Linked DNA regions of Homo sapiens: region 2 is linked to region 1. A link is a loop called in an ENCODE intact Hi-C map of the cell type or tissue named here. Cell type or tissue: dorsolateral prefrontal cortex. All regions are shown on one strand. Links, peaks and the distances in the headings refer to the core of each region. The heading gives the core; the rest is flanking DNA.

Evidence for each region. Peaks named below come from ENCODE experiments on the same cell type or tissue, not always from the same donor. Only the 100,000 strongest peaks of a DNase experiment are listed, where the experiment ranks them.
Region 2: it touches region 1 in a loop (2.9-fold over the local background); 5 of 110 quality-filtered maps call a loop at or near these places.

The regions. Positions count from the first base shown.
Region 1 is chr7:140,323,956-140,329,331 of GRCh38, reverse strand. No RefSeq gene overlaps it. Among named protein-coding and RNA genes, the nearest start is that of SLC37A3, 72 kb to the left of the region's middle. In dorsolateral prefrontal cortex, for the core only: CTCF peaks have their summits at 2,688 and 2,887; a DNase peak (open chromatin) is centred at 2,871; H3K4me3 peaks cover 686 bases.
Region 2 is chr7:139,616,047-139,621,422 of GRCh38, reverse strand. It overlaps HIPK2 (homeodomain interacting protein kinase 2), which reads left to right. Exons shown (of 15, transcript NM_022740.5): 7 at 860-1,022. Among named protein-coding and RNA genes, the nearest start is that of CLEC2L, 95 kb to the right of the region's middle. RefSeq lists an enhancer at 473-532. In dorsolateral prefrontal cortex, for the core only: CTCF peaks have their summits at 384 (motif pointing right) and 2,346 (motif pointing left); DNase peaks (open chromatin) are centred at 389 and 2,342; H3K27ac peaks cover 1,295 bases.

The DNA.
Region 1 (5,376 bases), core at 250-5,249:
CGGCTCACTGCAATCACACCATTCTCCTGCCTCAGCCTCCCGAGCAACTGGGACTACAGGCGCCCGCCACCACACCCAGCTAATTTTTTTTGTATTTTCAGTAGAGACGGAGTTTCACCGTGTTAGCCAGGATGGTCTCGATCTCCTGACCTCGTGATCCGCCCGCCTCAGCCTCCCAAAGTGCTGGGATTACAGGCGTGAGCCACTGCACCCAGCCACTTCAATGGTTTTATATTTGTGTGTGTGTGTGTGTGTGTGTGTTATATGCAACGTAACAATGATTTGTTACTATATGGCTTTTTGGAAGTAAGAACATACGCATGTTGCATAGTTAATCAAATAATACTCGAAAAGTTCTGTACCTGGACACCCAAGGTGTGGTCTTTCAGCCATTAGTGAAATAATGCTTCATAGGTGGATGCATCTTTTAAAACTGCTGTTCCGTTCACTACTCTGTTTTATCCCCTCCACAGTCTGAGGTCTGCAGGTGATTCTGTAGTTTACATGTCAGAACCAAGATTCAGAGAGAGTAAGTGGCTTGCTGGGAGTCAAATCATCTGAATAACAGAACTAGGACTAAATTAAAACCCAGTTTTTAAAATTTAACTTCAGTGGCTTTTTTTTTTCTGCCATGCAGCCTCTCCTTAAATTGACTCTTCCCCTAGGCTTACTTCTACTTCCAGGGTGTAAATTGGGTAGCCAGTTCTCATCTTTCTCTAGGGCCAGAGTCCCAAGGGTGAGCAGAATTGTCAGACCTGCACCTTTGTGTGGAAACCACCTGTGTCCCGTTCCTGCTGTTGGGCTGTGGCCCCACAGGGATGTCCAGGCCAGCCTGGCTGACTGGCCTTGCCCTGGGGTCTTAGCCTCTCTCTAGGGGGCCTTCTGTACTAGATTTACCTTTTTATTTTTTTTGAGATGGAGTTTTGCTCTTGTCGCCCAGGCTGGAGTGCAGTGGTGCGATCTCAGCTCACTGCAACCTCCACCTCCTGAGTTCAAGCGATTCTCCTGCCTCAGCCTCCCGTGTAGCTGGGAGGTGCCTGCCACCATGCCTAGCTAATTTTGTATTTTTAGTAGAGATGGGGTTTCACCATGTTGCCCAGGCTGGTCTTGAACTCCTGACCTCAGGTGATCCACCCACCTTGGCCTCCCAAAGTGTTGGGATTACAAGTGTGAGCCTCCGCACCCGGCCTAGGTTTGCCTTTCTAAACAGCACCTCTTTACTCTTTTTCCCTCATCTTCTGTTTGAGTCTAAGAGTTGCACCATCCACTTGATAAACTGCTGCCTTGGTGTTTCTCCCCCAATTCTGTGTCTGCACAGTCAGCGGAGGTGTGACTGTTTCACGTGCCCGGCTGACCCAGGTCTGCCTTGGGTCCCTGCTCGGGCACCCCTCTTTCTAACAAATGTTGAATTAACCTTGAATGAGATTGTTGCTTCTAAAATGCCATTGGTCAGCTTTTTACTGCTTGTTCTTGCCCTCTGTTTAAGGAATTTTTTTTTCTTTTTGTCCTTTCAGGAATTAAATAAAAAGTAGCAAAATTGTTTGAAACTGTTTTCAATCCCCTTTATCACTGTGGCACAGGAAGCTGTCATCTCAGAAATTCATTGGCAGAGAAACACAGATAAAAGGGCTACCCTGTTGGACAGGAATGTTCTTTTGGATTTAATGGGATAATTGTATTTAGGTAAAACCTTTCATCTGAGGACTTCAAAGGCCTTTACCTTGTTTAGTAGTTATTATCACACCCTACAGAGTGACATTAGGGTACCACACTCCTAGATATTTTTTGTGTGTGTGCATTTGTTTATTTATTTAGCATTTTGCTTGTTTTCTTAGGCTCACCATGGAAAGCCTCAGGAACCTAACAGCACTGCAGTTGATTTCCATTAAAAAATAGTACCTAACAAATAGCAGACGTAACTGGCCTCTGTGTCCTAGAATGACGAATGAAGATGTTAATAGGGTTATAAAATAAAGAGCAACCATTCTGGAGCCAGGAAGGCGGGGCTGCGAGGGGCAACAGTCGTGACCAAAGTACTGGTGGCAGAGAGCGCTCCTTCCCCACACGCCCCAGTGGGTTTTACTTTTATTGGTTCTACTCAGGTTCCGAAAAGAGATTATTCTGTGAACAAGCTCTTGGAGAGAGTGTAGAGCCTCATAATCCTCCTTAACAGATTTTTTTTTTTTTTGAGACAGAATCTCGCTCCGTTGCCCAGGCTGGGGTGCAGTGGTGCAATCTCAGCTCAGTGCAGCCTCTGCCTCCTGGGTTCAAGCGATTCTTGTGCCTCAGCCTCCAGAGTAGCTGGGATTACAGGCATCTGCCACCATGCCCGGCTAACTTTTGTATTTTTAGTAGAAAACAGGGTTTCACCATGTTGCCCAGGCTGGTCTCAAACTCCTGACCGCAGGTGATCCACCTGCCTAAGCCTCCCAAAGTGCTGAGATTATAGGCGTGAACCACGGCGCCTGACCAACAGATCTTTTGAGAAGCAAGCCTGTGTCATGACCTGAGGGAGGATCCCTAACTTCCTGCCCCCACCCTCCCAGCCCCAGGCTCTGCAATCCGTGAGAGGCCATTGGCACAGCCTCTGGATAAAGGGGTTGGATTGGTGGTGAAGGGAAGAAGCTTTCAGAGAAATCTTGGCAAGAGTGGCCATGGGGTGCCCAGTGCTGTCCCCTTTGCTGTCCCCTTCCACACGCATCTGGTCTTGGCACAGCCATGTCACTGTCTACCAGCTTCTTTAATGCTTCAGGGTCGTGGTGGTTGTGAGAGAGAAGGAGATTTTTATACCGTTGGTTATGTTTTCCTTCCCAAAGAAGCAGTTCTTGGCCTGTGAAAACCCTTTCCCCGTGGCGGACCATTCATACCTCTTGGCTCAGCAGGGGGAGACAAAGTCCCAGACACTGCCTGCTGCACTTGTTTGAAGGAAAGTGCTGCACGCTCTTTATTTCAGTCTCACTTTATATCCGTTTGTTTAGATGTCCTCCTGGCTAGTTATTCTCTCTCTGTTTCCCCTCTGTGTAAGTCCTCGGTTCCCTCCCCTGGCCTCCTATTTCCGCTGGTAACCTCCCAGTCCCTTATACTGGAAGATGCAGAGGACCTGGAGATCGTCCACTGAGACAGTTCAGCCTCAAAATCCCTGACTCAGCCTGTGCTAAAGTCTCAGAAGACGTGGGTCCTTAACTTCACTCGAAATCTCACTCCCTTAAATTAGCTTCTGTCCACCTTTTTCTTCAGTCTTTATGTCTCCAGACCTCTGAATTGAGTCAGTGGAGGGAGGAGAGACCTTCAGTCACCCCCTTCACCTCTCACAGCTGTCATCCCTCTACTACCAATGTTGAACAGATTCTCCGAATGGACAGTCCACCTATGGAAAACCACATTATTTTCCAGCAACTCTTCCTTCCATCATCTGGAATCCAGCTTTGAACTGAGTTTAGAGCTCAGTCGGCTTCCTCCCTCTCTCGTGTGTGAATTCCTTTGTGTTGTCTCTACCAGCTGGCCACTAACCTGTCCGCGGAAACTGTCCCCTTTCAAGGACCAGAGCATGCTCTCCCGGGGAAGCCATTCCATTGTTGGAGAGCTCCCATGGTTAGAACGGTCTTTATCCTATTCACTGGGGATCTCATGATTTCTTCCATTGGTTCTAGGAAAAAGCAACACAAATGTATATTTTCTCTTGAGATACGTGTGTGTGTGTGTATGTATATTTATGTGTGTGTATATATATATAAAATATATAAAATATACAGTTTTTTCCTTATTTACATTGAAGGGCTAACTCAATATATTTGAAGACAACTTCCGTCTTTCCCTTTGAAAAGCTTTTTAGGGCCAGGCGCGGTGGCTCATGCCTGTAATCCCAGCACTTTGGGAGGCTGAGGCGGGTGGATTGCTTGAGGTCAGGAGTTTGAGACCAGCCTGACCAACATGGCAAAACCCCGTCTCTACTAAAAATGCAAAAATTAGCTGGGCGTGGTGGCGGGCGCCTGTAATCCCAGCTATTTGGGAGGCTGAGGCAGATGAATTGCTTGAACCTGGGAGGTGGAGGAGGAGGTTGCAGGGAGCCGAGATCACGCCACTCCACTCCAGCCTGGGTGACAGAGCGAGACTCTCTCTCTCAAAAAAAAAAAAAAAAAAAGCTTTTTCAAAATGTGATTGAAACACTTCCCCCACTATTGCTTTCTGATCAAACTGGGAGGTCCCAGTTCTTCCCTTTTGAAATTGTTGAGTACCTTCTCATTCTTTGAACGCTACTGATCTTTCCCAACTTGATTTCCTCTTTCCTCCTAATCCTCAATCCCAAGAAACTCTCTAGGCAAAATTCTTTCATTTTCTGTGTTTCAGAGATTCTTGTTCATACTCAACCTTGTCTTCACCAGTCTACAAAACTCTAGAAAGGTCTACATTCTAATCGTTAAAAAAAAAAAAAAAAAAACAAAAAAACAAAAAACTCCTAGTACAGTGCCTGGTAAACAGGAGGTAGAACATTACTTAATGTTTAATTTTCTCTGTTCTTGCTCTAGTGCTTCCTTAGAAAGTTCACTTTTTAATATTTCTTAAAATCTACAAATGACTACCAAATATTTAGCCCTAGCCCCAATTTGTTACTCATTTTCCAGTCTTAGGTTCCCTGGAGATCACTAGGATATCCCAATTTAATATAGCTAGTTTTCTCCAGTCCCTGCAAACCTGCCGCCTAGTGTATCGTATAGGAAATAGTATAACTTTCCTAGTGGTCTTTGTTCAGTAAGCTGCTTGAAATGATTTTGAGGAACCTTAGGAATCGAGCCATGTCTGGATTCTCATTCATGGAGTCGTTCTGATTCCTGGACCACGGGCCCTCAACTGGGCCATGATTCTCACGCTTTCTGGTTTCTCCTTAACTATCGGGGCAGCCCAGTCTTTCAATTCCCCCAGGCTCTCAGCCGCAAGGATCATTTTTGGCACATCTTTCTCTTTTCATGTAGTCAGCCTCCAGGTGTTGCTGATTCTTTCTCCTCCTCACTTTTCCAGTTCATCTTTCATTTTTGTTTCCGAGCCACCATCCTGTGCCTGGGTGACTGATAACAGCCTCATCGCTGGTGCTCCTGCTCCCAGCCTTGCCTCGCTTCACTCTGCCCTCTGCTCAACTCTTAGAATAGTCTTGTTAACGGGACTTTTGCGGTGTTATTCCGCTGCTTAGACACCGAGAGTGACTCTCTTACTTGCTGGATTAAGTGTGAGATCCTGCACGAATCCTCATCTCTAGCTATAAAATCTGAGACAGACCAGAGACCTGTTAGTAAGCAGAGGCTGCACTTTTCTTCTATGGATGTACTGTTTGCAATTAATAGTATTAAACAACTCTCATCTTTTTTTTAAAACAACTTTATT
Region 2 (5,376 bases), core at 110-5,109, 710 kb after region 1:
TGCAATGGGGGAAGAAAAGGAGAAAATTTCTATTTCATGTAGCTGGACAAGACTTAGACAAGAAAATGAAGGCTGAAGTTGGTGAAAGAGGACGTATGTGTATACACGAAGGTAGCCAGTGATTACCTATCCTTGGCAAACTCCCTACCTCCCTAAGCTTCAGCCTTACTCGTGAAGTAGGGACGAGAATCATGTCTCCGTCTTATGGATGTTGCCGGACCGAGTGAGAGGTTGCAGAGTATTATTATTAGGACACTAATAAATGTTAACCACTATTATTAATTATTAGTATTATTACTGTTTCCATTACCTACCTGCACAACCCCTGTGGGAGAAAGTGTGGCAATAGGGTCACCATACTGGGTTGGAGAGTTCCTTGGCCGTCCCCTAGGTGGTGCTGGTGACCCAGGGTAGCTGAAGCAGGTGACTACAAGGGTTGTCTTTGGGAAAGGTGGAGGCGGGTTATAAGTGACTAGTTAATGTTCCCATTCAGAGAGCTTATACATTGGTTTGTGGGCCAGAAACCAGGCTGAGAGTTGAGAATGAGCAGTGATGCTGCAGGTGGACCTGATGTGAGAATGCAGTGTGAGCAGTCAGTTTTGTTGTGATATATAGAACCTATATGGAGAAAGGGTAGTAGGGCACTGGAGAAAATTCATCTGAATAACCGTGCCTGTTGCAAATGCACAGGCTTTGCACAAGCAATCCAAGAAACTTAGACCTAAAGTTTAGTTTCCCTGCTTGTCCTGTTTACTGAATTAACCCTTCTCTCCTTTCCTTTGTTTTCTCCCCTTCATCCCACGTTACCCTCTTCCCCTCCCCTTATGTCTCAATATGCCTCTGCCTTTTGCATGAACAGCGTCAAATCATGTTTCCAGAACATGGAGATCTGCAAGCGTCGGGTGAATATGTATGACACGGTGAACCAGAGCAAAACCCCTTTCATCACGCACGTGGCCCCCAGCACGTCCACCAACCTGACCATGACCTTTAACAACCAGCTGACCACTGTCCACAACCAGGTAAGTGGGAAACAGAAGGGAAGGAGAGGCGGGGCTGCACAGTGTGAGCCTCAGGACTTGTATTTTCCATCATACCTAGTCAGGAGGCAAAATTCCTGCTGTCATGTTCAACAACTAAACAAAGTATTTGCATCCAAGGTTATTTCCTTTGAGGGACCCAGGCACATTTTGTGTTGACTTCTGGCCCCATTGACAGGTCCCAGAAAGGACTGGTGAGGGCCATTCTTTCTGAGATGGTTCCCCTTACTGCTTTCCTCTGTCCTGATGTGGGAATAGGGGGAAGGGGGTGCTATGATCCTTTTATGCCTGATATGTGCCTGGTAAAGAATTCTAGAACTGGCCAGGCACAGTGGCTCATGCCTATAACCCCAGCACTTTGGGAGTTCAGGGTGGGAGGATCACTTAAAGCCAGGAAGTTCAAGAGTAGCCTGGGCAACACAGTGAGACGCCATCTCTACAGAAAATACAAAAAATTAGCTGGGTATGGTGGTGCATGCCTATAGTCTCAGCTACTCAGGAGGCAGAGGTGAGAGAAGTGCTTGAGCCCAGGACTTCAGGGCTACAGTGAACTATGATTATGTCATTGCACTCCAGCCTAGGGGACAGAGTGAGACCCCGTCTCAAAAAACAAAGAAAAAGATCATGGAAACATGGATTTAATCTAAAAAAAATAAAGATTCTAGAACTGGGAAGGACTCAGGGAATCACCCAGTTCAGGCCCTTCCCCTCGTCCCCACATGGCTGGATCTACCTGATCTCCTTTTGGGACAGATAAACCCTGTCCTTTCTCCGAGTCATGGAGAAAATCAGTTCATCAGCCTGTCACCAGAATCCCAGCAGCTGGAACTAAATGGGATCAGGAAGCTAAGGTTTTCTTCCCACAGATTTCCAGGAAATTGGCAGAAGGAGCAGCTAACATACTGCTTGAAACTTGGATGACACCCAGGCAATATTTATTGAATGAATAATCTCCAAGTCTGAGCTGAGACTGCCTCTAGTGTCTAAGAAACTGTAACTCCTACTCCCATCTTTCAATCCTCCTAGTTCCCCTAAAGAAGGGCCCCCAGATTTTTGTTCTTAATATCAATCTGGAATGAAAAGACTTCTGTGTGGATGTGTGTGTACCTGAAATGTGAATACCTTATGTCCATTCTTTTTGAAAGGTCCCTCCTGTCACTGAAGAGTCACTGCCCCCTGCTTTTCAGCCGCTCCCCTTCCCACCCTTTTCCCCTAGGCCATCCTTGTGGCACATTGGCCTGCTCAGGCCTAGCTTTTCTTCCCAGCCTGCCATCTCCCTTTGCCCAAATTCTAGGAGACACCACCTGGTATCTGCTGCCCTCTGGGGGCCGTTTGCATTCTTGAAGCTCTCCTTAGGGTGAAAGAGCTGTTGGGAGTCCGAAAACTAACCTTGCCCAGCCCTAAGGCTAAAGCATCCATAGCCAGACCTGTGAGCTTCTTGACAAAAATCAGCATGGTTTTGTTCATTACCTCCTTGAAGACATTTGTTTCTCCCACCAGCCCTCATGAGGCACCTGGTCTTAACTCCCTAACCCCAAACTACCTGTCCCCATCTAACATCTGCCCCATCAGGTATCAAAGGCATCTGTGAAACAGGAGGAAGGAGCACCCCTCCAATGCAGGCGTCATGTCAAGTGGAGTCTCCCCAGCAGGCTGTCCTTCCCATGGATGTCTTTCTGCCAGGCTGGAGAACTGTGGTCCCTGACCAGACGCGGGGTGGGGGGCCACCGCCATCTTGCTGGTGATATGACAGCCAGCATATCCACTCCAAAGGGTGTCGCAAAGACTCTGCAAAACTAAAAGGGTTGCTCATCAAAAGGCAGTTGTCAAATAAGAACACCCGTCTTCTCCACGGCACTGAGACCATCCAGATCTGGCTTGGGACTGGGGTGAAGTAGGAGTAGCTGGTAACTTAGTGTGATGCTTGGGCCAGAGTCGTGGGTAAGGGAAAATGACATCCCACAAAAGCAAAGGGTCCAAGAACAGGATTTCTGTTCTCTTGCATTGGATTCTACTACTCCCTACTTTTGAATACATCAGGAAAAAAAAATTACTCAGGACACACCTAGCCTTAAGCACTAAGGCATGCTTTCCCTCCACTGATACTGTTGTTATTAAATAACATCATTACTAATAGCTAACACTTATTATGTGCCAGGCTTTACTAAGCGTACCATAACTCTTAATCCTCCCAGCAACGTTGTGAGATAGGTTTTATTATTATCATTTCCATTTTAGAGGAGGAAACTGAGGCACCGAGTGATTAATTCTCTTACCCAAGGCCCTTGCTCGTTCATGAGAGGTGGGCTTAGGCTTTGCAGCCAGCAATCTGGCTTCAGAGTCTGGACTCTTAAAATATACATACACAGCAGCATAAGTAAGTCTTAAGTAAGTCTTATGGAGGTCCCCAAATGCCTTTCCTAGGTGATGTCTGCTCTTTAAATCCAACAAGACTTCTTCTGTTCATTGCTGGTTCTAGTAGCTAGCTTTCTACATGAGCTCCTTGGAGCTGTTTGCCCATTTAGATATTTAGAAGCAATACAATATATGCATAGTTTTATGTTAGAAGTTGAAGGACATTAAACTACTTAAAGAATCTCTTGCTACCTTTAACATATATCCAGTAGACTAACCAAAGAACCATTTCCCAAATGATCATGAATCTACAATCTTTTAGGTCTCAAGGAAGCTGGGTCAATAATTCATAACCCGTTAAGTCTCAAGGCAGCTGACTTCCTCTACTTTCTAAAACTTTCAGGTTACCCAGTTGGTAACATGTTGAATAATAAGTCTTCTCTCAGCTATTCCTTGTTTATCATGTGGATCAGCAACTTCTCTAACATTTCCGTGGAATTCTATTATTTGGACCTAGCCTTCTACCAAGAATTTGAATTTGAGTTTATAGACCAAGCTCAAACCCCTTCCTTCTGGAACCATTTGAACGTCTACTACAACTGCTTCCAGGAATCACTTCTTCCATTTTTGGAAAACCTGTGTCATCAATAAACTTGCTTTTTCACTAGGCACAGTGGTGCACACCTGTAATCCTAGCTATTTGGAAGGCTGAAGTGGGAGGACCACTTGAGTCAGGAGTTCAAGTCCAGCCTGGGCAACATAGCAAGACCCCAGTCTCTGATTTTTTTTAACTTGTTTTTTCTTGTTATTACTATCTGTCAGCTGCAAGAGCTCTTCCCAGTTCTCTGTGTGCTCCTCTCTGGCAAGTGATAGGCTAGCTACCTTTCTGAGAGCTAAAGGAGGATATACAGAAGTAGAAAACTTTTTGTTGCCCTCACATGGGCTTCTTCAACTGGTCCTTAAGCAGGGTTCGAAACTAGGGGAAAACCTTATGCATGTCTGATGGTCACACTGGAGACTGGGTCCATATCAGGACACAAGTGCCATTTGTCCTTGAGTCTACAGAGCTGGAAGATTCAGCCTCTCAAGGAGCTCATGGTCTCCATGGTGAGACAGGCTGTAAGCAAAAATAGTTTAATCAAAATGCAGAATAGCATGTACTAGGGGCCAGGTAGACAAACAGATTATGTGTTACAGAATCGAGAGGAAGGAGAGACCACTGCAGGCTGGAGGAAAACACCACTAAGACACAGCCCCTCCCTCCCAGGAGACTTTAGGCTGGAAAGACCAACTGTACTGTAAGGCAGATTGTAACAGGAGCTGGGCTAGAAGGCTATATTGTACTGTGTGATAGCAAAGGAAGGAGCAATTCATTTCCATTAATGGTGTCTGAAAGGGTTTCACAATGGGGCATGTGGGACCCAGGCTAGGCCTTAAAGCCCAAAGGCTTGGAGAGAATGCTATGGGTCAGAGAGCTTGTATGAAGGGAAAGGCCTGTGCTCACAGTATGCTTGGAAAACAATGAGTAAACTAATCTTGGTGTCAGAAGAGTGGAGAGCAGAGGGAGATAAGTCTAGAAGGTAAGGTTGGCCAAACCAGGGAAAACAGGGCACTAGACCAGGCGCATACCATGTTCATCAAGCTGTAATTGGGATTTTGGAGCAGGGGTGCTGACATGCACAAAGGTGTCTTGTGGAAAGAATGATCTACCCTCTGTGCTCAAGAAGGCTGGAAGGGAAGTAGAGACCAGAACATTTCTAGTCAGGGCCTTATAGGTCCCAGGCACCAGGAAGTCACAACTGAAAAGAGTCAGTGGATTCCAGGGACATCAGGAAGGAAGCAGCAGCAGGAGCAGTGGCTGGCAAGAAAGTGGAACCACCGAGCAGAAGTTTGGGAACCTAGAGGATACAGGTGCCAGGACCCCCAGCAGGGACACCCACAGGGGCTAAGGGCTGGGGGGAGTCTAGATATGAGCAGACCA